2 separate regions of the Mus musculus genome follow, and region 1 is linked to region 2. Evidence: chromatin loops called from intact Hi-C (ENCODE). Cell type or tissue: heart. All regions are shown on one strand. Each heading gives the region's core, and the rest is flanking DNA. Links, peaks and the distances in the headings are about the cores only. Region 1 has its middle 51 kb from the start of Ndufb3. Region 2 overlaps Cflar (CASP8 and FADD-like apoptosis regulator).

The links. Hi-C counts contacts between places; a loop is a spot of excess contacts. Peaks named below come from ENCODE experiments on the same cell type or tissue, not always from the same donor. Only the 100,000 strongest peaks of a DNase experiment are listed, where the experiment ranks them.
Region 1: a loop joins it to region 2, with 2.5 times the contacts of the local background. A loop is called at or near these places in 3 of 42 quality-filtered maps.

What each region holds. Positions count from the first base shown.
Region 1 is chr1:58,629,310-58,644,920 of GRCm38, reverse strand. It overlaps the pseudogene Gm18802. Among named protein-coding and RNA genes, the nearest start is that of Ndufb3, 51 kb to the right of the region's middle. In heart, for the core only: no CTCF peak of the experiment used is centred there; no DNase peak of the experiment used is centred there.
Region 2 is chr1:58,736,574-58,752,184 of GRCm38, reverse strand. It overlaps Cflar (CASP8 and FADD-like apoptosis regulator), which reads right to left. Exons shown (of 10, transcript NM_207653.6): 7 at 11,873-11,922; 8 at 11,139-11,220. Among named protein-coding and RNA genes, the nearest start is that of Cflar, 31 kb to the right of the region's middle. In heart, for the core only: a CTCF peak has its summit at 5,076; DNase peaks (open chromatin) are centred at 5,124 and 7,354.

The DNA.
Region 1 (15,611 bases), core at 3,921-11,920, 110 kb after region 2:
AGGTAGGAGGGCCATCCACTGGCCACAGCGTCCAGTTTTTTTGATAAGTAGGCTACCGGGCGCTTTTATGGTCCCAAAACCTGGGTAAGGACTCCCCTTGCCACTCCATTTTTTTTATCAATGTATAGGGTGAAAGGTTTGTTTAAATCTGGCAAGGCCAATGCCGGAGCCTGCAGCAGTGCCTTTTTGAGAGTTTCAAAGGCTAGCTGATGTTCTCTGGTCCAGGTGAATTCCCCTTTCTCTTTGGTTAGTGGATACAAGAGAGCTGCCAGTGTGGCAAATCCGGGAATCCAGAGTCTGCAAAACCCGGCGGTCCCCAGGAACTCTCTTACCTGGCGAGCAGTGGTTGGGGTCGGGATCTGCATAACAGCTTGTTTTTTGGCTTCTGTGAGCCACCGTTGTTCATCTTTCAAAACATATCCTAGGTAGGTCACTTCTATCTGGCATAACTGAGCCTTTTTAGCAGAGGCCCGATACCCCAGCTTACCTAACTCGCCCAGGAGGTTTTGGGTCCCAATTTCACAGTCCTCGCGTGTTTCTGCAGCTAGGAGCAGGTCATCTACATATTGCAGAAGAGTCACCTGTGGGTTATTGGCTCGGAAAAGAGCAAGATCTCGGTGTAGGGCTTCATCGAACAAAGTGGGCGAGTTCTTGAATCCCTGAGGCAGCCTCGTCCATGTGAGCTGTCCGGCTTGTCCACTCTCGGAGTCTCGCCATTCGAAAGCGAACAAGGGCTGGCTGTTGGGGTGTAACCTCAAACAGAAAAAAGCGTCTTTGAGATCCAGGACTGTGTACTATGTCCGACCAGGTGGCAAGGTGCTGAGGAGGTTATAAGGATTTGGCACCGTGGGGTGTATGTCTTGAACTCTCTTGTTGACTTCTCTAAGGTCCTGTACTGGACGGTAGTCCCTGGTCCCTGGTTTTTTTACTGGAAGTAGAGGAGTGTTCCAAGGGGATTTGCATGGGACCAAAATCCCTTGTTGGAGCAGTTTGTTAATTTGGGGGCGTATACCCTCTTGAGCTTCTCTGCTCATGGGATATTGTTGGACCCCTATAGGGGTGGCCCCGGACTTAAGTTCAATCACCATGGGGGGGACCAGTTTTGTCATCTCCACTCCTCCCGTCTCTGCCCATGCCTGAGGGTATCGATTTAACCAGTCCTGTAATCCCTCAGGGGGCTTTACTTTATTTTGGTAAAGTCGATATTCCTCCCCTAGTTGTAAAGACAGCTCTAGAGTCTGGGGCGCTTTTATTCCCCAGAAAACCTCCGGTCGATGAGAGGTGAAAGTTATTTGTGCTTTTAACTTGGTTAGTAAGTCTCTCTCTAATAAAGGCATAGGACACTCTGGAATGACTAGAAACGAATGAGTTACTCGATTTTGCCCTATGTCTACTACTCAGGATGTGGTCCATGGATACGATTTTTGTCCTGTGGCCCGGATCACCAAGGTTTTTTCATTTTTCTTTACTTTTCCTAGAGGTGTTTTGAGTACTGAAAATTCGGCTCCCGTGTCAACTAGAAAGTCCACAGGGGTCCCCTCCACTTCTAAAGTTGCTCGGGGAGAGGGGCCGAGCCCCGTTCCCCCTAGTCTTTATCTTCTCCAAGAGAAAGCACCTTTACCTCTTGTTTTTTTTTTTCGGACAGTCGCTCTTCCAGTGGCCCATTTCCTTGCAATACGCGCATTGGTTCCTCTCCAGGCGCTGCCCGCCTTCTCTGGGTCTCTTTGGTCCCTGCTGCCTTTTGTCTCCCAGGTTCTCTGACTGTCTACCTCTTCTTCCATTATCTCTTTCTCCTACTGCGGCCAGGATCATAGTCAAAACCTTTTCTTGCCTCCTGTCTCTCCTATCCTCCTCTTCTCTTTTCTCTCTTTTCTCTCTCTCTAACTTTTTATCTTCTGTTTTTCTCCTATGATACACTTTTTCTGCCTCTCTAACTACATCCCTTATGGTGTAATCCTGCAAGCCCTCAATTTGCTGTAACTTCTTCTTAATGTCAGGAGCCGACTGGCCAATGAAGGCCATAATTACTGAGGCCCTTTGACCCTCAGACGTGGGGTCGAATGGGGTATATCTCTTATAAGCCTCTATGAGCCTTTTAAGGAAGACTGAGGGGGGCTCAGTCGCTCCCTGCATAACCTCTCTTACCTTGGCCAGATTCGTGGGCTGCCGGGCAGCACCTCTGAGACCCGCCACTAGGACCCGGCGATAATTGGACAGTCGTTCCCTACCTGATGCCGTATTATAATCCCATCGGGGCTGGGTTAGCGGAAATCCTTTATCTATCTCAGCTGGAGTTTGGACAGGGCGCCCAGCCTCGTCTCGGACGTTTTTTCGAGCCTCGAGGAGAATCCTCTCTCTCTCCTCGGTTGTGAATAGAGTCTGCAGAAGCTGATGGCAGTCATCCCAGGTCGGCTGGTGTGAATACATTAATGATTCAACCAACCCAGTGAGTCCTGCAGGGTTTTCTGAAAAAGGGGGATGATTAGCTTTCCAGTTATAGAGGTCAGAAGAGGAAAAAGGCCAATACTGTAGGGGCTGTAGACTATTTGGATCGGCAGGGGGAGCCCCAATAGCCCTGAGGGGGAGCGCCACGGTTGAATCCGCAGGCCCCTCAGGGGTGACTCCTCGCCGGTTCCTTGTTCCTGTGGAGGGACCCCCTCCTCCGGCCGGGGCCTGAGGCAGGGGTCCCGAGGGAGCTGAAGGTTGGGGCTGGGGAGCATACGGTGGGGGTTGAGGGGTGTCGAGCCACTCAGGGGGTTCTTCAATCTCTGGATAGATCTTGGGGGGTTTCGTCACTGGTGTGCTGCGATCATCATCTCTCCCGAGCGGTGGTTTCGGTTTTTCTTTCTCACCATTTTCTCCGATGGCTAGAATCTTGGTGCCAGGGCAGAGAGGCGGGAGGAATGGGCAAACCCACGGGGGTGGGTAGCGTGCCAAGTCCTCCCATACCATGATGTACGGTTGTTGGTCTGGATGCGACCCTGGCCCTTCCTGAAAAACAATGGCCTTCACAGCCCTTATGGTGGGTAAGTAAAAAGTTCCTTCTGCTGGCCAACCTACTCCAAAAACAGGCCATTCTGAGGAACAGAAAGTCATCCATGGCTTTTTCTTCACTTTTACTGACAAATTTTGTCCTCTAGCCCTAACGTCCGTCCAATGGTCCTTAGTCAAAGATAAAGGAGTAGACACGGTCTGTCCCATAGTGAAGAATAAGAGTAAACACAACACAATGACAGAGACGGAAAACACTAAGACATCCAAGCACACTCGTCTGCATCTGGACTTACACAACCAGCCAAACGCTACCTCTGATGGAGTGGGATTCCGCTCCACTCCTCTGGCAGGAAGAGCACTCACTCTTCTTCACTCTGCCAGGCAACAGCCAGGTCCTCCTGACTGTTCTGTACCCCGGGCACTCCAGGGTCTCCCTTGGAATGTCTTCCAAGGGTGCAGCCTGTGGGGAAATAGACCGTCGTCTTCCCACAGCCACTAGGGTCCTTACGGTCCGAGGTGGCAGCTGCCAGAATACAGAATACCAGAACTGGTAACACAGGTGGGGCTCAAACCCACAATCTCAAAACTGAAAAACTAAGACACAAATTCAGCAGTGCCACACTTAGACACTTAGACAACAGACAACATAACAAGACTCACACAAACAAACGCACCTCCAAGGGGTCCTTCGGGGTTCCTGGGTGTCACGCAGATCTCGCTGGGGCCTCCAAATGAAAGAACTCAGTGGGGAAACCCCCACTCAGCTCCCGATTCGGCGTGCACCCAAGAATCACGAATAGAACACAACACCTTGATGTAACAACAAGAGGTTTTTTAATGGCGGAGCTCCGGGTCGAAACGTATCTCACACAACAGGAGACAGTGGATTCAACCACGAGGCTTGGAAGCTAGGGGTTTTTATAGAAAAGGAGTGGGGCTGGGGGAGGAATTGGCGCAGTTTCACATGGTTGGTCCATTTAAACATCAGCAGCCTGTAACATTTAACTTAGGTCAGAGGGGTGGGAGCTAGGAAGGCGATGGGCCTGCCCGGGCATGTCCTGGTCTGTTCTGCTATGTTCTCAGCCCCAGGTTTCAAAGCTCACAAACAACTCTTTGGGCTATTTAACATACATTAAATGAATTACAGTTTTATTTTCTTTCACAAGCATGATTGGGACAAGGAGATGTCTCCCCCGGTAAATGTGCTTGCTGCCAAACCTGACCACCCCAGCCCCATCCGCGAAGGCCCTGTGGTGGAAGAGGACAGGAAGCAAAGGAGAGAAGCAGCTCTACAAGTTGTCCCCTGGTAACCACGCGTGTGCCAGGGCATGTGTGCCCACACACATAAACATAATAACATTAAAACTAAGCCTTTAGCCTTTAAGCCCCGATCTAAACTACACTTTAAAACTTGTTACTTAAGGACTGGAACAGGTGGTACAACTAGTAAATATTTTTCCCTGCTCCCAAGGACTGATGACTTGTAAAAGTAAAAAGAAAAAGAAAAAAACCACACCCACACAGTGGCCTCCACGTGTGTGCGATGCTGTACACATGTCAATGCAGATATGGAACACACAAAATAATAAAGGAAAAGTGTAAAACCATGTAACTCAGCTACAGAATATATATCCCATAAAATAATAGGACACAGCTGTCCCTGGCAGAGCCTGTAACAATACTCGGGTATGTCTTACTCTTTCCCAGAGCATTTCTCTACTAACCTCTATTCTTACAACCCATGGTAAAAATGTCGTTTAACCTCAGCCTCTCAAGTAGGATTCTAGGATTCTAGGCCTGTGTTCACCAGACCCAGCTCAAACTTTTAATTCATTCATTCACTAGTATATGACATTATTTTTTCTTGTGTATCAAGTTTTATTTCTCATTCTTACAGAGTTCTTATAAATAATACTTGGATAACTAAAATTTAACAGTATATATGTCCTTTTATATAGGAGAGCATGTTGAGAAGACAAAAATGTTGTATCAAGAACTTTTAGGGAGCTGGAGAGATGGCTCAGTGGTTAAGATCACTGACTGCTGCTCTTCCAGGGGTCCTGATTTCAATTCCCAGCAACCACATGGTGGCTCACAACCATCTGTAATGGGATCCAATGCCCTCTTCTGGTGTGTCTGAAAACAGCAACAGTGTACTCACATACATAAAATAAGTAAATAAATCTTTTTTTAAAAAAGCGGGGGGGGGGGGTGGCTTTTAGAAAAGCATGATGGTACACACCTTGAATCCCAGCACTTTGGAGGCAGTGGTAAACAGATCTCTGTGAGTTCAAAGCCAGCTTGGTCTACAAGAGCAAATTCCAAGACAGCCAGGGCTACATAGGGAAAACATGTCTTTAAAACATAAACAAAAAATAACTTTTAAATAATGTTTTAAAGAGTTTCCCACAAAATATCTAGTGACATACTGTCCCCAGATTCATTTTATGAACCCCATCAAGATTTTACCACCTCACAGATAATCTGAGAGTCACTCATGCCAGCCTGTTATAAATACACTTCTAGTTCTACCATAGGATCACAGACTTAGAAAGCTCCATAGAACTGTAGTCATGTCCCCTTATTCTTAATGAAGAAATAAAGTTAGTTATGTACTGTTAGGATATTATTGTATTTTCCGTTGCTGTATGTCTCCCCACCCTCCAACACCATTTTTTTTTTTTTGGTTTTTTTTTTTTTTTTTTTTTTTTGAGACAGAGTCTCATTATGTAGCCCTAGTTGGCCCAAAACTTACAGTGGTCCTCCTGCCTCTGCCTCTCCAAGTGCTGGGATTAGTGATGTGCATCATGTATTACCATATCTGGCTCTCTCTCTCTCTACATATATATATGTGTGTGTGTGTGTGTGTGTGTGTGTGTATACCTCTATCTGTGTGTGTATACACACACACACACACACACACACACACATATGTATATATATGTTTTATATTTTGCTGTAAATGTATGTCTGTATGCATGAACATATGGACCTGGATACCCATGGAGACCATATAACTTCTCATAAGACTAGAGTTACACTGTTTATAAAATATGTTGGTATAAGGTTGACTGTATTTCTTTATGTGAGTCCACTTGCCCCTACATGGTGGCATTAATTAAGAAAACGTGTCTCTGCGTGTGCACAGATGCATGTGGGTTCCCATGAAAGCCATGTCAGATCCCATGGAACTAGAGTTACTGCTGTTTGTGAAACGTCTGATGTGGTATGTGTGCTGGGAAACAGACTCAGGTCCTCTGAAAGAGCAGCAAGCAACCTTGACTTCAGATCCATTTTTCCAGTACCACCGAGCCTTATATTTTTTAAGATATTGAAAAACTTTTTCATGCAGGGCTTGGTGGCACATGCCTTTAATCCCAGCACTTGGGAGGCAAGACAGGCAGATTTCTGAGTTCGAGGCCAGCCTGGTCTACAGAGTGAGTTCCAGGACAGCCAGGGCTATACAGAGAAACCCAGTCTCAAAAAACCAAAAAAAAAAAAAAAAAAAAAAAAAAAAAGAAAAAGAAAAGAAAAAGAAAAACTTTTTCATAATTTTTTCCAGCTCATCTCAGAAATGTTACATACTCTTTTTCATTATTTATTGGTTATTTTAGTTGTTTACATTTCAAATATTATCGCCCTCCCCAGTTTCCCTTCTGCAAACCCCCTATCCCCTCCCCTGCCTCTATGAGGGTGCTCCCCCACCTGCCTACAAACTCCTGCCTCAGCGCCCTAGTTTTCCCCTACCCTGAGTCATCAAGCTTCCACAGGACCAAGGGGTTCTCCTCCTAGTGATGCCCGATGCCCAACAAGGCCATCCTCTGCTACATATGCAGCTGGAGCCATGGGTCCCTCCATGTGTACTTTTTGGTTGGTGGTTTAGTCCCTGGGCACTTTGAGGTGTCTGGTTGGTTGATATTATTGTTCTTCCTGTGAGGTTGTGAACCCTATAGCTCCTTCACATACTTACCCTAACTCCTCCATTGGGTGCCTATGCTCAGTCCAATGTTTGGCTGTGAGCATCAGCATCTGTATTGGTAAGGCTCTGGCAGACCCTATCAAGGGACAGCTATACCAGGCTCCTGTCAGCAAGCTCTTGTTGAAATCAGCAATAGTGTCTGGGTTTGGTGTATGCAGATGCAATGGATCCCTAGGTAGGGCAGTCTCTGGATGGCCTTTCCTTCAGTCTCTGCTCCACTCTTTGTCCCTGCATTTCCTTTTGATAAGAGGAATTCTGAATTAATATTTTTGAGGTAGGAGGGTGGCTCATCCATCAACCAGGGGCTGTGTCTATCCACTGGATAGGATCTCTACAGGTTCTATCTTCCCTTTGTTGAGTATTTTGTCTAATGTCCTCGCTGCTGGGTCCTGGGAACCTCTTGGGTCCCTGGCATCTGGAACTTTCTAGTGGCTATGCCCAGGTCCCCCTCACCCACCGCTACATACTTCCTTTGAAAATCTCCCCCATCTACTCCCATATCTGAACCGGACCCCCTTTTCCTCTCCCCCTCCTCTCTCCCTCCCAGATCCCTCTCTCCCTCTACTTCCTGAGATTACTTCCTTCCGCCTTCTGACTCTAGGGTTTCCTCCAAGACATTTCAAGGCATCTGGCATAAAGTATGGACATTATCAATGTGGCGCTTAGTCTCTGCCTACTAAAGACTGACCCCCATCACTAGTGAAGGCTCATTCAGTGGGAAGGTTGTCCACACCAGCAATCATCACAAGCCTGATCAGAAATGGTAGCATTAACTAGATAGCTATGACAAATTCCACAAGCCAGCATAAAGTCAGATCTGTCTAGGATGACACGAGTTTAAAAATCAGTTCCTAAAGTGTCTTTCAACTTGTGTAGACAACTTTTCTCTGCCTGCCACAAATGTCCATTATCTTTACTCTGAGGGCCTTCTCCATGTGGTCAGTCAGCTCCAACAAGGCAGCATTCAGTGAGCACAGGAGCATGCCTGGGTCTTCCTCTGTTTTCATAGATACCTCATCCCCTAATGCAATTGTTTCTCACTATTGCCCTTTAAGCTGCACTTTGAATACCCAGATCTCATCCATTTATTCCATAGCATCCAAAAATGCTTTCAGTGATTCTCATGCTGCCAAAACCTCACTCTGAATGCTTACTGGAAGTCCATGGTGTCTAGGAAACAGGTAAGGGAGCTGTTTCTTAGGGTCATTAATGATGAAACATCATGATCAAAGGCAACGTGCGGGGGGGAAAGGGTTTGTTTGGCTTACAAATCCTGAATAACCATCCACTGAGGGAAGCCAAGACAGGAAGTCAAACTGGGTGAGAACCTGGAGGCAGGAGCTGAAGCAGAGGCCATGAAGAGATGCTGCTCACTGGCTTGCTCAGCCTGCTTTCCTATAGCATTCAGGACCCTCTGCCTGAGGGATGGCACCATCCTCAATGGGTGGGGCCACCTCCAACAATGGGGGCTAGAGAGATGGCTCAGCGGTTAAGAGCACTGACTACTCTTCCAAAGGTCCTGAGTTCAAATCCCAGCAACCACATGATGGCTCACAAACATCCGTAATGAGATCTGATGCCCTCTTCTGGTGTATCTAAAGACAGCTACAGTGTACCTCCATATAATAATAAATAAATATTAAAAAAAAAAGAAAGAAAGAAAGAAAGAAAGAAAGAAAGAAAGAAAGAAAGAAAGAAAGAAAGAAAGAAAGAAAGAAAATGCCCTACAGGCTTGCCTAAAGCCCCATTTCTCAGCTGAAGCTCCCTTCTTTCAGATTGCTGAGGTGGCCCCCTCAGTCCACGGGAGAACTCAGGGTTCCAGACAGGTTTGCAAAGAGTTGGCGAGAAATGACAAACAAATATGGGACACGAGAGTGTGCTGTATCTGAATGTAATTCGTCAAATTGAACATCAAACTTTTTATACAGAAGAAAATAGGGAAGTTAGGTGACATATTGGCAACGTACAATGAGGTTATTGGATGCTTAATGACTCTAACACAAAACAGAAGAATGCAAACACAAAGACTGGCAGGAACTGGGCAATAAAACAACTGAGACATGTCAGCTCTCTCTAAGGTTAGCTATATTCTTAGAAGCCAGTATACTCCCGTGGCAAGGGCTTTCACGCCCAATTCATGGTTCTAATTAGGGAGTTCCACTCTAGCTAACCTTTTCATAAATAATGCAATACTCTGAAACCACAGCCCGCTCTACTTCCTAAACCATTGTAAATTTCTGTATATGGGAGCGACTTGGCTTTTATTCTAAGTAATAGTGTGGGGGGACTTTCTACAAATAAGTAATGTAGTCTGCTACACATAACTGTAATAAGAATACTAAACTTACTTTGCCAAGCTTGCCCTGGGATTTCTAACTCTATGTAGTAGATAGTAATGCCTGATTTCTTTCACTATCTCTCTTACAAAACTAGAAGCAATTCTGAATGTCACTGAATAGGCAACATTCTTACTGAATTCAAAGCTCATGGTCAGCTCAAGGACTACCTAGCGCATTGGTTAAGGCCAGGAAACAAAGTTTGATTATGCTTAGGTATTTGGCAAGTCATTGCTTGGAGGCACTTATAATTAAACAATACTGAGGGGAAACACACAGATCTGTTCAACGACTAAAGCAAGGACATTGGAGCATTATTTATACAGGATGCCATGGTTCCAGGAAACTAAGTTTCTATGAACTTTTAACCTCACAACTGCGTCCAGGTTTCTAGTCCTGTCACACGTGTCACTATTGGAGTGGATGTAGCAGTTCCCTCTTTCTTTTATCTTTTAGAAAGGGGTTCCAGAATGTCCGCCTTATCATAACTACAGATCTCAGAACTCTAAGGATGAGTGGAAACACAATTGAAATAAAATAATGCCAATAATAATAGCAAGCAAGATTATATAATAAACCCAATCCAAGAGATTCAAAGCACTTAGGTTATTCTTTAAATCTCTGGCCAATTCATCAATGTTCCAAGTATCCAAAGGACTTCTGCTAATATGTGAAATTTCTGCTAACCTAGCCTTAATATTTGCTATATCCTGTTTTAATCCATTGCTAACATAGCATCATAGAGAACTGTAGCTAACTTTCAAATCTGTTTCTAAAAATGACCAGACCAGCCTTCCAAATGAAGAAATAACTATTTCTAATATTGGATTGATTATTAGAACAGTCCATAACTAAGTAGAAATAACTGGTCACATTAAAGGAAAGAGAAGATTCATCATAACTTCTCATTATGATTAAGTTTTTGAAGGCAGTTTCCAGTCTCCATGTTCTCATTCCCACAAGGTCTAAAATCTTGAAGCAAGGCAGCTTGTCCAATCTGAGATCAGGAACTTATGTCCAAAACAGCCTTCCTGTCTTCATTGTCAGGGCACTCAGCAAGCTCACAGGTCAGCATTGTTCTTTGTCCCAGCATCAGCATGTCTCACTAATCACTGTGGCAGCTAGCATGCTCCTGCAGCATTCTGTGGAAAAAACACAAACATGTCCTCTTCCCCATATTAAATATCTCAATAGGATCATACCACGTGTCAGTATGTGGATGCTTACTCTTCACCTAGGCATAAATTTGCCTGGTTGTAGAATATTATAAGGCACTCGCTCAGCAAGTTTTTTGGTATCTAAATTTCAGCATTATAATAAGTTGTTAAACCTTTACTTCGGGGTGAAGAAAGATGATTTTACATTAATGTTCTTTTTGCCAAAGAATTGCTGTGTGCAAATTGAGTAACAATAACTAGAATATGCTCCTAATATTTGATTACTACTGATTACAATTGATAACAATTGATCACAGAATCTTCTCTTTTTTCTACAAAACCTTTGAAAGATCCTGACAGAATGTAAAAAGTCACAGAAGCCCTGAAATTGGCAAGATAGATGTCACTGTTACCAGAACTAGCTTCAGTGATTTAGAAAAATAGAGGAGCACAATGCTCTGGCCACTACTTGAACCTGTGTGTCTGCCAATGTTTTGACCATTCCTTGAACCCATGTGTGTGCCCACTGATGAAGCCCATTGCCAGGTGTTTGTGATTTTGGTTGCTGAGAAAGAGTCAGAAAATCTCCCCAGCAACCACAGCCTGGCCAATCCTGAGTTGCTACACCTGCACCAGACTCTTTCCTTGTACCCCTCCCATACCCATTTCTTGAGAATAGACATTGTTTAGATCTGGAAATCCCCTACTTCCCCCCCTTCTCCTTTCTCCCCTGAGGGCCTATAAAAACTGGGACCTCTTTCCCCTTGAGGTCAACTCCTCTACCCCTTCGTGGGATATGAGTCTCCCCAGAGCTCTGGCTTTCCCCGAATAAAGCCTCATGTGGTTTGCAACAAGCTCGGTCTATCGTGAGTTCTTGGGTGTCCGCTGTTGTCCTGAGGCCTGAGGGAGGGGTTCCTCTCAGAGTCTTTCACCTTTTTGTTTCTCACCAGTTAATTTGAATCTCACTTGATAGCACCTAACAAAGGCTTAATTTCTCTTGTGGTGAGTTTAAGGTGAGGTCTTAGCCAATTAACATCTGTAAGCTTTCGAAAATAATTGAAGTAAGCAAATCATCATTTCTTTCTTAAATTTTCTGTACCACAATTTTTCTAGGATAACTAAGACCCTAAATATTTAAAAGATATTGCCTCTGAATCTCTTTTTTTAAAGCAACTCCCCAGAGCTTTAAAGTTCATTATGTGAAAGCAAAGATTTGAAGTAAACTTTTCTTTAGAGGCATTTGTTAATAAAATACTTTCCACTTAAGAAACAATATATACTGAAAGATTCAAACTCTTAGCTTCTTATATTGAATCAGAGATAGCAAATAATTTTCTTACATAATGTAAAGCTGTATTAGCCATACCTAGAGGCAAAATTTTCCAGTGATCACTAGTTCACTAGAAGCAAACCCCTTACAATTATCAGGATGCAAAGGAAAAAACAAACCTTCAAATCTATCATAATTTTATATAAAGTAGGCAAGCCAGCTTGTAATGCCTTTATAAGTTCTATAGCCTGATTGACCTTTTATAAATCTTAAATTTAAACTTTAAATTTTACTATGAACAACACCTGGGTAGATATGAAACAAGGTCATTTAGCTAAAAAGAAATTCCCCTGAAGGCAGGGAGAGGTGAGGTTTCAAGAACTTTCTTAGGCACGGTTTGCAAAACAAAAGAAATGCCGCATAAGCCTGGCCAAGGCTGCTCTGAGTTTTGCATTAACTCAAATGTATTTCTTAATCCAAGCATACTGTTTGAGTTTTAGCCCTCCTGCAGTGAGGACAGTTTCTAGGGGAACAATTCGACTGTCTGTCTATGCCTCTAGTTTTGGACAGTCTATCTTAAGATGACTTATGGTTAAAATGTTCTTTATAACTTTTGTGCTGTGAAAGAATTGCTTTTAATTTAGTTCCATGCAAGGCAACGGCCATTGCCAAATTGATTGTATGAAGGTCTAATTTTTGTACAAAGACAAATATATCTAAATAACTGTCTTTGTTTTGTATGAAGTGAGTTGTATTAGTGCTCTCATAAGATGATTACTCTTGTACTAATCTTAGTTAATAATATACGGGTGAGTTAAAGATCTTAAATTTGCAATCAAACTGCAAACTGCTCTCAATGGAACATTGGCAATTTTTAACCATAATTTTCAAGTTTTTAAAGCAACATTAGAATATATATATTAGAATATATATATATATATATATATATATATATATATATATATATATAAAACTTTTGGTAAGCAAAACCCAATTTTAAGCAGATTATTCTCTTTAAAATCAATACTAGAAACATCACTTTCACGTTACAAAGTTTGGCTGCCAATTCGTGAATGCATGACAACGTAAATTTTAATATTTTACTAAAGAGACATTGTTTTGAATCTTATCTCTTGTAAGTCTAGTTTCTAGGATAAGAATAACATTAAATATTATCTGAATTAGAAGTATCCTTAGAGGCCTAGTTTCTTGGGCTGGCTTATGCTACGTGTTTAAAACGACTCCAACCCTGAGTTCCCAACTTAAAGCTAACTTTCTTGTTATCAATGTTACAGCCTTTTAATCATACCCAATAACTTATATGCCAATATTCTATGACCAAGACATGCACAGCATATTTCTACCTTTAAGAACAGTCAGAAACAAAAAGAAGCAGCTACACGAATCTTATAAATTTATACCAATCAAAGAATTTTACTGCCGGGCGGTGGTGGCACATGCCTTTAATCCCAGCACTTGGGAGGCAGAGGCAGGCAGATTTCTGACTTTGAGGCCAGCCTGGTCTACAGAGTGAGTTACAGGACAACCAGAGCTACACAGAGAAACCCTGTCTCAAAAACCCAAAAAAAAAAAAAAAAAAAAAAAAAAGAATTTTACTTTTTCTAGCTATAAGATAAAAAGCACTTTGTCATTTGCTAAACACAATAATCACTATTGCAGAGAATTTTCTAGGAAAAAAACAACTATCAGCTTATTTGCCTTAGAACTAAGAGGTTTAGACTCCTTTAAAAAACAAAAAAAACAAAAACAAAAACAAAAACACAGTTTTTCAGCAGGGCCTCTCCTGCTGTGCTTGATTTTTGGCTAAAGTACGGGTCACTCTCAGGCTCCACTGTGCAAACTGAAACTGAGTCAGCAGATAAAGTTTTAACCATTTTTTTTCCAACATAAAACAGAACAACAGTCATTCAGACAATGAAACAAAAACATACATGAATTGACACGTGGACAGATTGGTGCACCAAACATAGACAATACAAAGAGGATAGAGAACGTGATATAACCAAAACTAAGGATTTCTCCTGTAGGGGCAGAGAGAATTAACAAGACGTCTCTCAATTTCTCTCTGTCCCTGGTCGAGTTCCAAAATCCATTTTCCTCTATTCTTTTTCCTTTCCTTTCCTCCCCTCCCCTCCCCTCCCCTCCTTTCCCCTCCCCTCCCCTCCCCTCTCTTCTCCTTTCCTTTCCTTTCCTTTCCTTTCCTTTCCTTTCCTTTCCTTTCCTTTCCTTTCCTACTTGTAAGAGGCAACTTGTCAAACCAAGATTAAAACCCAGGAGACTAAGTTTCCGTGAACTCTTCGCCTTGGGAATACGTCCAAATTTCTATTCCTGTAATGCATGTTACTACTGAAATGGATGTACAGATGACTTTAGCTTGTCTCAAGTTGACCTATAACTAGCATGCACCAGCTAACTGTAAAAGCCAAGAAACAATGTGTTGGTTCTGAGGGCATTTAAACTTGGAGTAAGATGTTGTCCACCAGAAGCATCCTCTGGTTTTAACTTAACATCACTGAGGTAGGTATCCACCCATAGAAGTTTATCCCAACCACAGCTCCTGTCTCTAGAATAAGCCAGTGAGGTGAAGAGAGAGTGCCTGAGGTTCCAAAGGCCATCTTAAACTCCATAAAGCTCATTAGACCAGAGCCTGCTGCATTTTCTGTTAGACTGTTTGATGGGTTCCATTTAATATTGCTCACAGGTGCCAAGCACACAGCAACCCTCTGTCTGTTCTTCAGTTGTAAATCTCGGGGCAACAGTATTAGGAAGTGGAGGCTTCCTCCCTGAGCCAAGGAATCTTTCATAGGCTATTTTCTTGGAGCACTTGATGTCCTGGGAGCCTCAAGAGGCTTTCATCGGGGCCTGAACTTGAAAATGGGGCAATTTGGCATATGCCTTCACTCAAATGCATTAATATTGATTTATCTGTTCATACTTTTTAATGGGTGAAAATCTGTATCAATCAATACTTGTTTTGATATTCAACTTACCCTTATTTGGCCCAGAGAAAACCTTTCAAACTGACTTCATTCTCCTTTGGTTCTCTGAGCACTTCCTTGGTAGCTGCTCTAAATGTTCCATGTGCAACCTGCTGTTCCCATGCTCCAGTGCTGGAGCCAGGTGTTTCTTCAGGGGTCTTGATGTCCTTTAGTGAAGCATTTAGTATGTAGAAGCCAAGATTCAGATGCTGAGTGTGCTCATTGTTATAGGCAGGTAAGTTAACTGCTCTAAGGCCCCTCTGTGGACAGTGTCAAGCAGTCTCTCTCTCTCTCTCTCTCTCTCTCTCTCTCTCTCTCTCTCTCTCTCTCTCGTGTGTGTGTGTGTGTGTGTGCGTGTCTCTGTGTTTCGGTATGTGTAAGTCTTCCTTATCTCTTACTTCTATACATGTCTGTGTTTCTTGAAAACTACAGGTTCCAACAAGCCATTCTCATTCAAATGCAGAAGCTCAGACTTTACAATATTTCTCTTTTGCACTTCTCCAATTCCCCTTTCCAGTGAAATTTCAATTAAACTGAGTAAGCCTGTGTACAGTCAGTCTCCTAATGCCACTGCTGTGTCTCCTGCTTGACTATCTTCTCAGCCTCCTGGGCACTGGAACTCCCCACCACACATCCCCTCTGCCTCATGTCCCCATTGTTCCTTAAGGACTTTAGGATTGTCTTGTTATGAATGGAAAGGATGTAGGGGATAAACTTCTAAACTTTGTGAATGGAGGCTGGGACTATAGCTTACTGATGGAGCACTTGCCAGGATGTATGAGCACCCTAGCACTATTTAAAATGAAACTAAATAATATGCATGCATGATGAAGATGAGGGGCTAGAAAGGACAGTATGGTAGCAAAAATATGGGTA
Region 2 (15,611 bases), core at 3,484-11,483:
CAACTTTTGTGCCCCGAGTTTCTCATGAAGACACGTTCCCTGCAACACCACTTTCTCTGCCCACAGCCAAGACTGAACCCACCCAATGCCACTAAACCAAGAAAGAAGAAAACTGTTGTCAACCAAACTGTGTGGGAAGCCGCCCCCACATTCGCCGTCACAAGATGGCGCTGACAGCTGTGACACCCGAGCAGGTGAAGCCACTGGACAACTAACAAAGATCGTCCAGGGACCTCAGGAGTCCTTCTCAGATTTTGTGGCCAGAATGACAGAGGCAGGCTCTTGCAGCCTACAAGGTCTTATTGTCCACCCTGGAGTTATAGATCAAGATTATAAAGGGGAACTTCAGGTTCTCTGTTCTTGTCCTCAAGTTGTCTTTTCTATATCACAAGGGGACAGAATAGCTCAACTAATAATTTTGCCAAGCCTACATGGCTGTTTTTCCTTCCTCTGGTATTCCTCGAGCCGCCAGAGGGATCGGTTCTACTGAAAATGATTCTGATTACTTAATAATGCCTTTAGATTGTTGTCAAATTTTATCTACTCCTCATGTAGGGGTAAACCCTCGTGGCGTCAGGCCATTACAGGTCTGACAAATGGATGTCACGCATATTTCCTCCTTTGGGAGAAATCAATATTTACATGTTTCTATTGACACCTGCTCTGGTGTAATGTTTGCCACACCTTTAACAGGTGAAAAAGCCTCACATGTGATTCAACATTGTCTTGAGGCATGGAGTGCTTGGGGGAAACCCAAACTCCTTAAGACTGATAATGGACCAGCTTATACATCTCAAAAATTCCAGCAGTTCTGCCGTCAGATGGACGTGACCCACCTGACTGGACTTCCATACAACCCTCAAGGACAGGGTATTGTTGAGCGTGCGCATCGCACCCTCAAAGCCTATCTAATAAAACAGAAGAGGGGAATCGAGGAGGCTCTACCCCGAGTACCAAGAGTGTCTGTGTCTATGGCACTCTTTACACTCAATTTTTTAAATATTGATGCTCATGGCCATACTACGGCTAAACGTCATTGTTCAGAGCCAGATAGGCCCAATGAGATGGTTAAATGGAAAAATGTCCTTGATAATAAATGGTATGGCCCGGATCCTATTTTGATAAGATCCAGGGGAGCTATTTGTGCTTTCCCACAGAATGAAGACAACCCATTTTGGATACCAAAAAGACTCACCCGAAAAATCCAGACTGACCAAGGGAATACTGATGTCCCTCGTCTTGGTGATGTCCAGGGCGTCAATAATAAAGAGAGAGCAGCGTTGGGGGATAATGTCGACATTTCCACTCCCAATGCCGGTAATGTATAATGCTCAAGTATTCCCCTGCTTTTTTACCACTAACTAGGAACTGGGTTTGGCCTTGATTCAGACAGCCTTGGCTCTGTCTGGACAGGTCCAGACGACTGACACCATTAACACTTTGTCAGCCTCAGTGACTACAGTCATAGATAAACAGGCCTCAGCTAATGTCATGATACAGGGTGGTCTCATGCTGGTTAATCAACTCATAGATCTTGTCCAGGTACAACTAGATGTATTATGGCAAATAACTCAGCTGGGATGTGAACAAAAGTTTCCGGGATTGTCCATTACTTCCATTCAGTATGAGAAATTTACTAGGGCAGCTAATTTGTCAAAAAGTCTTTTTCAGTATATGTTACAGAATTGGACGGCTGAATTTGAACAGATCCTTCGGGAATTGAGACTTCAGGTCAACTCCACGCGCTTAGACCTGTCCCTGACCAAAGGATTACCCAATTGGATCTCCTCAGCATTTTCCTTCTTTAAAGAATGGGTGGGATTGATATTATTTAGAGATACACTTTGCTGTGGATTAGTGTTGCTTCTTTGGTTGGTCTGTAAGCTTAAGGCCCAAACTAGGAGAGACAAGGTGGCTATTGCCCAGGCACTTGCAGCTCTAGAACATGGTGCTTCCCCTGATTTATGGTTATCTATGCTTAAGCAATAGGTCGCTGGCCATTCAGCTCTTGCACCCCACAAGGCTAGTCTCATTGCACGGGATAGAGTGAGTGTGCTTCAGCAGCCCGAGAGAGAGCACTGCAGTAGAAGGGCTCTGCGGCATATATGAGCCTATTCTAGGGAGACATGTCATTTTTCAAGAAGGTTGAGTGTTCAAGTGTCCTTCCTCCAGGAAAAACAACACGGGACCAGACCAGGACCCCTCTAGGTGATGAGCCTGGAAGGAGGTTATGTGTACGGCTCCTTTACCTGCACACTGGGGATTTGACCTCTATCTCCACTCTCATTAATATGGGTGGCCTATTGCTCTTATTAATAGAAAAGGGGGAACTGTGGGAAGCCGCCCCCACATTCGCCGTCACAAGATGGCGCTGACAGCTGTGTTCTAAGTGGTAAACAAATAATCTGCGCATGTGCCAAGGGTATTTCTCCACCCCATGTACTCTGCCTTCTCCGTGGCAACAACTCGGCCATGGGCTGCAGCCAATCAGGGAGTGATACGTCCTAGGCGAAGGATAACTCTCCTAAATAGGGACGGGGTTTCGCTTTCGTTTTTTGGGCTTGGGGCTTGCACTCTTGCTCCTGAAGATGTAAGCAATAAAGTTTTGCCGCAGAAGATTCTGGTTTGTTGTGTTCTTCCTGGCCGGTCGTGAGAACGCGTGTAAGAAAACTGTAGTAGAAGGTTTGTTCTTCAAAAGGTTCTTTCCTCAAGGTACAGAGGAATGAGAAGTGTTTGCAGGGTGTAAATCCAGGTGTGCGTTTAAATGGCAGTCTGGGTTATGAATTCCCCCTCCCCTTGCTGTGGACTTATACAGAGGCCCTTAGATCTAAGTCGGGACTATTTCTAGATTGCCCAGTTTCACTCTTAGTCTAGGCATCCTGGGCTGCCTTTGCTGTGAAAGGAAGTACACGGTAGTAAGCCTGACAATCCTGCTTTCTAATCCTGCCCTTGGACTGCAGGGCCGTAAGAAAGGTGAGACTCCCTAGCTTTCGAGGAAGTGTTAACAGCCACCAACCAGAAAGAGTGCTGTGAGGATTAAACAATAGAAATAAAGACAATATAAGTAATGTTCAGTCTTATTCCATTGCCTAAAAGATTTTCCACATATTCTAGAAGTTTCTGTGGCTCTAGGTCCAATCAAGTCCACTTTTTTCTCATCTGTCCAGTTTGCCTTTACTAGGAGAATAAACACAGCCTCTTAAACCAATTCATACCTTTGATAATAAAATATAGACATTTCTTTCTCTTTCCCATTCAAAACTTCTACATCACCCACTGCTTTTCTGTTCTTTATCTGACAAATGCCTCTACCTCAAAATTTGCTGGGCAGGAAAGCTGCTCTGTCCTGAACCCAGAGACCCAGCAAGTGCCTCCCATTCAGACTGTTCATCTACCTCTCTGGACTTGTTCTTGCGTCCTGTCTCCAACGCCAACCCTTCTCCAGTGGTGTGGACTTTCCAGAAGTCTATCCTAAGTTTGCTCCAAACCGAACCACACAGTAACTACAGCAGTCTAGCTTCTACTGAGAGCAAGCGTCTGATATAAGACTGCCCAGAAAGGGATCAAGGGGAGAAAACGACTGAAGGTCACATGACTATTGAGTACCAGTTCTCAGCGCACTGTCCAAGTAGGATTCATATGAAGTGCAGATAGTCACAAACAAGCCAGACTCACAGCTTCAGCCTTCTTGCCCACCCAGCTTGGCCAACCACAAATAAACGATAAATGCGAGAGAGGAGAACCTCAGTTTGTATTCTAGGTGCCAGGTGAGAACAGAAGGACAAAATAAAGATGAGAAGGAAGACGGCTTTGCATGAGCAGTGATCTAGGAGGCAGGAAAGAACTGGCTTGAGTGTTTGAAATTGAATTTGCTCAGCCTATGAGTGGTGCCTGTGTATACATAGTATATACTAGAACTTTCCATGCCCTACACTGTACCAAGACAAGGTGGTTTTAAAATGTCTTACATGAGAGCTCAGGGGGCAGTGTCTTGGAGAGGGCCACATGTGGGACAACTGGAGCCTCTTGGCAAGATCCTTAGCTTTCCAGGCAGGCAACAAATGGCTCCTCCAACCCCAGTCAAGCCTTCAGTTAGCCCCAGCTGAGTGCCTCACCACAGACTCTAAGCCAGAAGAATCCCCAAAGTCCCGACCCACAAAAACCGTAAGCGATAATCAAGTGAATAGTTTGCTTCAGCCACTTAGTTGTCGAGTGATTTATATGCATTATTAGATAGATAATGCTCTCTCTTGTCAGTAAGAATGACCCAATCATCTCTACTCACGACTGTAGTTATACATACTCTTATCCTCTGCTGACCCACCCTCTCCTGGAAATTAGTTATATTCTCTAATGTTGAAAAAAAGATAGAAAAGTGCAGACACCATTAAGCTCACAACTAGCAAGCCTCTTATTAAGGAAATGGGGGCAGGGCACGGTTTTACAGGTTTGCTGATTACCTGTTAGATTCCTCTTTCTCCTTCTACGATCTGGGTGGTAGAAATGATCGACCACACTGACCCACCCTAGCCGTCGCCCTGGGGTGCGAGCAAGGTTTAAAGTGCAGAACTATACCCAGGTTAGGTCCAAGACAGGAAAGCGAGAGAAGCTACCTTAGGACTTTAACCACTCGGCAGGAATAGAGACAGCCTAAAGAAACGCATGTGCCCCTGCCTGTGCCAGACAGTTGAAACAACGGACCCGAGATATTATAATTACCCCCGGAATCTCATGCAGGGAGGAGGAAAGAGCTGAAGCTTGGTGACTGGTCGGACAGATTTGCAGGAGAGCCTCGAACACAGGCAACGGTGATGAGCTGGACCCGACCTTTCCTAGGTCAGCTTCATTATGCAAACCTCCTGCCTTCTACTTAAACCTAACTCATGGATTACGGGTTACCGAACCTCTTTTTCCTCTTCCCAGTGTGGCCATACGAACTAAATCTCTGTTTTCTGCTTTTCACTGTTATTGTGTTTTTAACTGGTCTACTGCAGATAATTAGTTAGCACCACAAGACTAGCAGGTTAACAGGATCGCAGCCCCACTGCTAGCTCCTTTCTCTTGCTATGGCGTATTCTCTCCGCTAGGGAGCAGAAGTAACCAAGGAAATGCAGGTTCCAATGCACTGGCTGGCCAGCTTCAAAACTCTCTTCACTGGTAAAGCCTTGGTGGAAAGCCCAGCCAGCCCTCTTGCCCAGGCTGATGCGCTCGGGTAGAGCAAAGGCTGCTCTACCTTCCTTTTCCTCGGGTTCAGTGGCTCAGCTTCCGCCTCAGAGGGGCTAAGTGTAGGATAAGCACGCAAAATCTAACGCAGAAAATGTTTCCCAAAAGCAAGAGGGGAAAGGCAAAGGTCCCACATGCCACAACCACCACCAAGAAAAATCCGAAATCTGTATGGGGCTTGGGACAAAACAGAGCAATCCTCCGATATGGCAAGGCAAGTCAGTCAGCAGCCTGTTGTGGGCCATCACCGCTGACATTTCCTCTATTGGATGGCAAGACCAGGTAGGCACAGATGCCAGCTGGAGCAGTACATCAACATTCCTTTCCTCCGTGAGCCAGCAAAGACAAGCATGTAGCACTGTCTGATTTATACACTGTAAGGAATGGGGAGGGGGAACGTGTAACTTTGAGTAAGTGAGAGCCTCCATTTGTTCATCTGTGAAATGGGCATAATTCTAACACCTAAACCAAAACGGCAGAACCCAGCGGGGTTTCTGTAAAGATACTTCCAAACTGCATTTATTCAAACATAAATGATTAATTCTAAAGGAGATGAAGGCGGCATATCAACCCGTAAATCAGAGACCCTGCCAGGCATCTTCTTCCTAACTGCTTATGACTTGGATGCAAGTCTCCTTATTCTAAATTAAAACGATCTTAGGGTGGACAGACTCTGTGCTCCATGTATGGCTTAGCTACCATACCAGTGCTTACAAATACAGGAAGAAACAGTTGGGTGTCGGTTTTATAAAATAAAACGTTAACAAAATACAGAAGCACCGCGTCTCCTTCTCCCACCCTGGACAACCCATGCCCAGCCCAGCTGCAGCTTGGCAGCTACAACTGCTTCTTAGAAACCACGGATGCTCTGCAGTTGGCACAAGGCTGCCAGGAGCCAATCACAGGCTCAGGAAAATGCCTGGGCCTTGCTCATCTAGAATTCATTCATTTACGCATTTAGAATTCATTTTGAGTTATATAAGCAGATTTATCTTAGCACCTTCTAAATAAATACATGGAATAAATAAGAGGCAATGTCTGGCCAGCCTATTTACAATCAGTTACTGGGTGCCCTTCATAAGTCAAGATACGGTGAATAGGTGAAACCCAAAGTGGGCAGGATATCCTAGGTGGGGAAGGGAAGGAGGACAAGGCCAACGTGGATTTCGGAGTGTGTGCTCATACAGAGGTTACAGGTCAGCCTTGGGCTCCCTCCTGCCATCTGTGTGAGAAGATCTCTTTGCTGTTCTGTCCTGTGTCTGTCAGACTAGGCTGGCTCATGCACTTCCAGAGGCTCTCTCATCTCTTCATAGGAGGGCTGGAACTACAGGCAACACATGCTGCCCTTTATTTGGGATCAAGAGATTTGAACTCAGGTCTACACATTTGTAAGCATGCACCTTTACCCATTGAGCAATCTAATCCTAAAATAAGTTCTTCCTTCCTTCCTTCCTTCCTTCCTTCCTTCCTTCCTTCCTTCCTTCCTTCTTTCCTTCCTCCCTTTCTTTCTTTCTTTCTTTCTTTCTTTCTCCTTCTTTCTTTCCTTCCTTTCCATTTTTAGGCTTGAGGACAATTCAATTTTTATTTAAAAAAAGAAACAAACAAACAAACAAACAAACAAAACAGGGTGAGGAAGCTATAAAACTCAGCAGCTACCAGGAAGAGAAGAATAGGGAAGAAAATGAAAATTGCCATGCCATTTGAGCCAACAGGGAAGTCTGACACATGACAGAAAGCAGCCACCTGGTGTTTGTGGCTTTTCTATGGGAGGCTAGATGCATACACTCTGTACCTGGGAGGAACAAACTACTGTAGCCCCCAAACTTGAGTTTTACTAAGCTTCCCTTATTGTCTTACTAGAATCTATGACAAGAGACACGGACCAAGCACACAGCTCGCTGCAGATGAAGGTAACACATGTGTACACATGTGTGACTGGATGTCTCATCATTTAGTGGGGTCACAGGACAAATAATCACTCACCGAAACAAAGGGCAGTGTGATCTCGGACACTGGAGCGTTGCGGGAGAAGTTGTAACTTAAGCCAGAGTCTGAAAAACCAGGGCAAAGGAGAGGAAAGTCCCTCACACAAGCCGCTGACAGGGCAGATGTTGGTGAGGAAAGGCATAGCTGGGGCAACAGCTGGGTGGGAGCAGGGCCATCTGGCACATATCCAACTCTGCATTTGGTCACCTAGGCCAGCTAAGGCCTCACTGCTTCAAGCACACACTCGAAGAAAGCTACAAACCATCTTTTAAGAATCTATATTGCTGGGCAGTGGTGGTGCACGCCTTAAATCCCAGCACTCAGGAGGCAGAGGCAAACAGATCTCTCTGAATTCAAGGCTAGCCTGTTCTACAGAGTAAGTTCATTTCCGGATAGCCAGAGCTACATAGAGAAACCCTGTCTCAATAATAATAATAATGATGATAATAATAATAAATCTTTATTATGCAAAGTTGATTACTGGTAATTCTTTCCAGATGATATTGTATCAGGAGAAAATAATACCAATGCTATATAACCCAAAACAGTTTTCTGGTATGCCCAAGACAGCCAGGACTCAGACCCATGACCCCTCACCCAGAGCGCTAGGACCTCAAACATTCAACAACCTTAGGGTCGTTTCTGCCAAGTCATTTTCTTGGAAAGACTCTCAGGAGAGGAAGACTCCTATCCCATATCATGTAAATATCCATTTGGTTTGCAACCTAAGTATTAACATACCTGTCAAAGGGGCTACCCTGAACATGTACATGTAGCACACTACCTTTTTAAACTCTAAAATACAAGGGCCTCCAACAAGGGCCCATAGACCCACACTTCTTAAATACACCCTAGGTTTAGGCCTGGTGAAGTGAGGGCCTTAAAGAGAAATTTCATTAATAATGTTAAGCTTTGGGGCTGGAGAGATGGCTCAGCAGTAGAGGGCACTGACTGCTCTTCCAGAGGACCCAGGTTCAAATCCCAGCAATCACATGTCAGCTCACAACTACCACGAGCTGACTCCCTCACATACACAAGCACACAGGCAAAACACCAATGCACATAAAATGAAAATAAATTATTTTTAAAAATAATATTAAGCTTTTAAGCAAATAGCTGCTTGAGTCCAGAGGATAGACATGTCCAGAAAACAAAGAGTACCTCATCCCACACTCCTGTTCCCAGGAAGAAGCCATTCTCAGGGCACTGATCACATGAGAACCAGGAGGGGCCCGAATGGTTTGTCTACCATTCCTCTGAACACAACTTCCCTCTACTATTGTGGGTGTCACTTGCCCCTTTTCTTCATGAGCAGAGACCAATCCTAATGAGCGCCCTACTTCCCCGTGCACAAATGTTCTTATTATATAAATGTGACTACAAGAAAATAATGTGTATTCAAGGTTCCACTTGTTCCGTTAGAAGGAGAAAAAAAAAAAAAACACATAAGGAGGCATGGAGCAACCCCTAGCCTGTCAGTGTAAGAAGAGGAAGTCTCTTCACATGACACTACAGTGGAAACTGCAAAGTCTGCTACCAAATGTGTGTCTTAGTCAGTTAAAGATAACAAAGATATCAGAAGCGGCAGCAGAGGAGAAAATACTTCCTCTAAAAAACTTGCAAGTGTTCTCTCTGTCTGTCTGTCTGTCTGTCTGTCTGTCTGTCTGTCTTCACAGAGGGACTGGGACCTCTCAGCCGCCAAAGCAAAACAAAGCGATTTGAACAAACCCATACCGTCTCGTCTCTTATCTGCAGATTAGCCACCTGAGCTGGGAGAGTCCATAAGTGACTCTAAGCCAGCAGCTTGTTTTATTCTCAAAGGCGCATGAGTCAAGAGACCCCTGACTCTCAGAGAGAAGGAGCAGCTGACGTGCCCTTCTCTGTAGGGCCAGGTCCCCTCTAGTCACACACTCCATCTCCAGGATGTTAACCTCGAAAGGACTACACTGACATTAGCTTACATTTCATTCCAGACACTGTCCTGTGTCCTTTATGAGTATAATCTCACTCTCCCAACCATCACATAAAGGAAGTTCTGTTAGGAAGTCACGTTTTAGCAGAGACACTGAGCCCGCACATCACAAGCTAAGATAGACAGCAAAGCCATGATTAAAATCCGGGCAATCACTGCCAGGGCCCAACTCTGCTGCTCTCCTACAGTGGGAGAAGTACAGCTATGCACACATAGACATACAGCTGCCCATAACTCAGGAACAGACGTCCAACACAGGCCCTGGGTGTTAGTCATGAATAGCTGAGGCTTGATGACTCATGGCAGGTTGTGACTTGATCTTTATGAGTCTCATAAACACGGGTACAACACAGAAAGCTCTGTACTTCAGACATTTCCTGATGATGAAGGAAGCAAGGCCAACTACAATCAAAAGTAAAAGAACAATCCCACAATGTCCTTTAGAACAGTCAGTGACTCAGTGAGGAGCTATTTCCTCATTTGTCTACTGATGCTAATAGCTAAAATGGCATCTTAAGGGTTAGGGTTACTATTGCTGTAAAGAGATGCCATGACCAAGGCTACTCTTATAAAAGAAGAATTTAATTGGAGGTTTGCTTACAGTTTCAGAGGGTTAGTCCATTATCATCATGGCAGGAAGCAGACAGGCATGGTGCTGGAGCAATAGCTGAGAGCTTTATATCCTGATCCACAGGCAGCAGACTGGGCCTGGTGTGGGCTTTTGAAATCTCAAAGCCCTGCCCCTCAATTACACACCTCCTCCAACGAGGTCACACGTACTCCAGCAAGGCTTCACCTACTAATCCTTCACAAATGGTTTTTCAACAGAGGACTGAACATAAATATATGAGCCGATGGGGGTCGTTCTCATTCAAACCATCACAAATGGAAAGGACTCTTCTCTATAGCGAAGAGACACATTTCTCATGTACCAAAATAGGACATGAGAAAGTGGGATTGTAGCTGAAATCTTGGGAAATCCAATTTCATATTTGCTAATCCGCCCTTCTCTTAGATTGTCTTTGTACAGACCTCCCTTTGGTAATATTTGAAGTGAGGCATCTCTCTGACTGATGCTAAGGAGTGTTGAGAGACATGAAAGTCGTGAACTACAGTGATCACTCATCTGAAGGAAGGGAGAGGTGATTAAATGCAGCCGTATCCCAGGCATCTAGGCTTGCCTCGTTCAGTCTGCACCAGACATCCAACACCTGAGCCAAACAACCGGGTCCAAACAATGAAGGCTCACAGGTAGATCAAACAGAGAGGAGATCTTAGTCACATGTGGTTCAAACACTAGCCACACCCCTACGTTAACACAGACACCATGTTTTTAATAGCCCCAAGGAAGGCTTTCATGGTCTATCCAGGTGAAGTGAAACATCTGACAATATTAGAAACCAGAATGCCTTGCATTATAAATGTCCCTTGCAGACCAGGACCACCCTTAGCCACATTATCCAGGATGCACAGATAAGACACACAAAGACACACCAACTTCCACAACTTAAAGCTAGTGTTGTGCTCCCGAAGTTCATCTCGTGTTCCTCCTAACCCATAACTCAACTGATTTATCTATGTCTGTTGTCGTTAGCCCAAGCCATGTAAGTAATGACCAATAGGAAGTGGGTAGAGATGAGGTGCATCCTTCTCAGGCCTTTCTCTAAAATCTGTGATGAGATCCGCTACACAGTCTCTACTCCCTCATCTGTCAGTCAGTCAAATACAGAGGACTCTACAGACTCCAAGGCATCAAAGGACGACAGGACCCCTGGCTGACCCTATGACATAACAAGCTCCCTTAGCCCGATCCACACTAGACAATGACATGGTTGAAAAGCAAGCACCATAGTAGAGTGTACTTTGTTACTGCAGTTGGTATCTGCCATGTTGACAGATCCACCTTGCTTGGTCATGATCATGCTGTAGGGAGTGGATCCCGGGGTTCTACACTTACTTGTGTCGTTGCCAATACAATCAATGATCAAGCAGATTCCTAGGGGCTTGCTCTGCATCCTGTAAGTCTCTTCACGGATGTGCTAGAAAGAAAGGCAGGGATTAGAGATGCTGGATACTTCTCTGAGACTTATCCATTCTTCTTCTCGTTTGTTTTAAACATTCCCTTTGGCAGGTGAATCACTCAATAGACACAGCCTAAAGTCATCACGGCTGACAGTTCCCAGTAATGTCAATTTTTTCCTCTGTCACAGTAATGAGTTTAAGACAAATAGCTATTCCAACTCTTACTTAATTTGAATGAGAAGTATAATTTATTTTACATGTGTCTTAGCTTTGCAGAATAAAGATAATTTGAAAGAGAGAAGATGGGTCACATGCCCTTGTAGAAGCCTGAAGTAGCACCAAGAATCAACTTTCTAAGCCAGCACAAATGGAGGCTTTCCACTGCTTCCTCTGCAGAGGCTCCACCCGGGCAAAAGCCAGGGCTTGACACAGTTCAGCCGCCACTCAGAACTTCCCTGCATCCCAAAGCTCATTCAAGCCTTCCCCTTGAACATAATTTTTCTTTGTTATATTCAAGGTTCCTGTTCACTGAGTTCTCAGGAGAATTATGCACAGGCACCAAGTTGTCACAAAGAATTTTAAAGAACAGTTTTTGTTTGCTTTGTAAGACGTCAGTGTACTAGTATATACCCTTGCATGCAATACCAAATCAGAGAATTTATTCTTTACCGGAGGTAAAAAAGCTCCTGATTCCTGGATGGATGTCTTCACCAGTGTTCCTGAGGGATGGGAGAGAGAGAGTCATTTACAAAGTAGAACTAAGCCCACACCCAGGCTGGCTGAGTTCTTTTTATCATGACGTTTTGTTTGCCCGTTTCTTTAGCTTCCTATTCTTTCTCCAGCTAGACTCAGTCCAAAGTTCCAACCTCACACAGAAGAGCCTGACCCAAAGGGAAACTCAAGAGCCCTGTTATTCCAGGACTATGTAGAAAAACCATGACATGCAGGTGACAGTCGTAGCCCTCTTCCAGGGGACCACCAGGTGGCTGGTGAGTTTTTAACCTGATAAGGAGAATTCAAAAATGTCACTTCTCTATGGTTTTCCTACATGGGCCAAAACTCTGGATGACACCTAAAGGAAAGAGCGTTGGAGTGTGCAGGAGAGAGGCTCATGTGTGTGTGCTCTGTACCGAACAGATGGCCCATGTTTTCATAGTTCAGTGATGCTGGGAGCCGATAAAATAAAATGTCAGCAGCAAGACATAGCTCAGCAAGCCTGGCAAGTGCTGGAGCCCACAGCAAATTCTGCCCCACAACAATGACTCACTTTAGCCCGCACAAGTGGGAGAAGCACTGGGTTCCGAAGCCACAAAAGGGCTGGCTCACACCTCAGTGCTGAAGAGCTGTCATCTCATTAGCTCATTCCGTCTCTGGGCCAAGACTGCTGCGAAATGAGAAATGGTGTCTAAAGATAGAGGGGGCAGGGGGGCCTTACCAGCATCTGAAACATTTGGGGAAATGAATTGGGTTGTTTGATTTTGTTTCAGAGGTGGGCTCTTGATATGTAGCCTAGGCTAGCCTCCAACCTGTTCTCCTGCCTCCACTAATGAGTGCTGGGGTTACCATCCTGTGCTACCACACTAAGCTTTGAACTAGTCTCTTCCTGTCCCTGTCCCTATCCTACCCCTGCCCTCTCCCTCCCCATCTCCTTCTCTGTACATTTGTGCATTTGCATGCTTGTGAGCAGGTGCAAAGCAACCCTGCTTCCACTCATGGAGGCCAGAGGTAATGGTAAGAGTCTTTCTAATCACTTTTCTTTTCTTTCCTTTTCTTTCTTTCCTTTTCTTTTCTTCTCTTCTCTTCTTCTTCTTCTTCTTCTTCTTCTTCTTCTTCTTCTTCTTCTTCTTCTTCTTCTTTTCTTCTTCTTCTCCTCCTCCTCCTCTTCCTCCTCCCTTCCCCTCCTCCTCCTCCGTCTTCATTTTTTTTTTTTTTTTACAGAATCTCTTACTAGACCCAAAACTTAATTCATATAGGCTGGCCGGCCAGCAAGGCCCAAGGATCCCCCTGTTTCTGTCTCCCCGGTGCTGGGATTACGGGCATGCACCATCGTATCCAGCTTTTACTGTAGGTGCTGGAGATTAAACTCAGGTCCTCATGTTTGTGTGGAAAGCGTTTCACCAAAGAGCATCTCCTTGGCCACTGAGATGAGCTTTCCAAGGGGCAACTAGCAATATCCTTTAAGACAAATTGTGCTTTTAGAAGTTTGGTTGGTTGGTTTTGGTTTTGCTTTGGGTTTGGGGGGGTGGGGTGAGGGCTTTTTTGTTTTGTTTTGTTTTGTTTGTTTTGTTTTATTTTTAGGTTTTCCAAAACAGGGTTTCTCTGTGTAGCCCTGGCTGTCCTGGAACTCACTCTGTAGACCAGGCTGGCCTCCAACTCAGAGATCTGCCTGCCTCTGGCCCCTGAGTGTTGGGATTAAAGGCGTGTGCTACCACCATCCAGCACTTTTACAGTTTTAAGGAAACAATAAATCCTAAATTTAGAAAAATGTGTTTCAAAAACATCTATCGACCAACTGCTTACACTGGCCCAGGCTAGGAAAAACCTAAACGCCCAAACATAAAATTGATTACGTCAACAGTGATACATGTGATTACATACTTTACAATGTTTAAAAGGCTAAGAGTAACTGTTATGCATTTGACACACCCATGCAACATATGTATATTAAAATGGATGATTAAATAACATGGACTTAATACAGAATAACGTACATAAACACTTCTTGTCACTGTCCCCTAAAAAATAAGTATAAAGGCTATAGCATTTCCATTGTACAAAGCAGTGTAAGTCATCTAGAGATGGCTTAAGTGTAGGAGTGCATGTGGACAGGTTATATGCAAATGCTGTATCCTGCTGTATAAGAGACTTGAGTATCCGCAAACTGTGGTACCCACAGGGCATCCTGGAGTAAGTCACCTACAGACACTAAGGGACAAGTGAATGTACTCCGGGTTAAAGATGAAGAGGTTTAAATCAACCACTGTAGGATTGATAGGCGAGCACTCGACCATCATGTGAGAGGTTCTAGGTTGAATCCCCAACAGCAAAATGAAATTGAAAGCATGTTAATCAAGCTCTAGCTGGGCGTGTTGGCCTACTCTGGCAATCCCAGCCCTTTAAGAGATGGTTGTTAAAGACCTACCTATGCAACAAGACCCTTTCTAATAAAAGTCAATAGGATAAAATAAGTCAAATAAAACTATGGCTATTGCTGATATATGAAATTAGGAGGGGGATTTTGCTTGATTTTCTTCTGTTCTAACAATCAATGTTTATTGTAACAGAAAAGAAAGCCCATGCCATGAGTGGCAGACGGGACTCTGTGCCTGCACAGCCTGCAGACATGTACTCAAATTATTCTTCCTTAGAAAATGTGAGTGTGACATGGCGTCTCGGGGTAGTCACTACCTCCGCCATCAGTGGAGCCATTTGCAAGTCCAAGCTGACCTGAATACATGGTTTGATTATCTTAAGCTTCTTAGTTTAAGACAGACCTGACCGAATGCTTTTCCTTCTATTAGTAAGTCAAGTTCAGGTCAAAGCAGACAGGTGGCTCTCCTTACAGTGTCACCAGGTGTCGGGAGCCTCAAGTACTCTTCTGGACTACATGATAGGATCGCAATGGAAAGAACGCGTGCGTTTTACATTCCTAAGCAAGCCTGCCGGGTCTCCTGTTTTCTTTTCTACTTTAAACAGCATTCGGAGCGCTAACTCTTCCACCTCACCAATGTTTTAAGAAACAGGCTGTCGCTTCCGAAACAAATTCCGTTCTCAACAGTTTTCTCTGAAGAGAAGAACTGTAGGTCGGGAGCGGCAGGCGTGAGCAGCACCATCTGGCTAGTCGGGGTAAAATGGTTCCCAGTTTCCAAGAGCACACGCAGCCTGCAGGCTACAAAAGCTGCACCCACAAGGCTTCCACCAAGGCCAGGGCGCCGCCCCACTCAAAATGTTCACACTGCTCGTTCGTGTCCGTGCCCCTCTACTGCGCGCACAACAGATCCAAAGGCCCTTGGGTCGCACTGCCCTCCATAGAGGCTTAGAGCCCTCGCTGGCCTACAACACAAGCCACCTCACCAGTGTAAGGCAGCGTCCTGACTCTCAAATTAGAAAGGCCTCAGTACAGCAAAGAGATGCTTTTTAAAAAATGATGTTCTGGACTGGAGAGATGGCTCAGAGGCTGAGAGCACTGGCTGCTCTTCCAGAGGTCCTGAGTTCAATTCCCAGCAACCACATGGTGGTTCACAACCATCTGCAATGGGGTCTTCTGGGTGTCTGAAGACAGCGATAGTGTACTCATATACACAAAATAAATAAGTAAATAAATACTTTATAAAAATGATGTTCTAAGCCAGGCATGGTGGGACATCACTGTAGTTTGAGCCCTCAGAACTGAATCAGGAAGATTGTT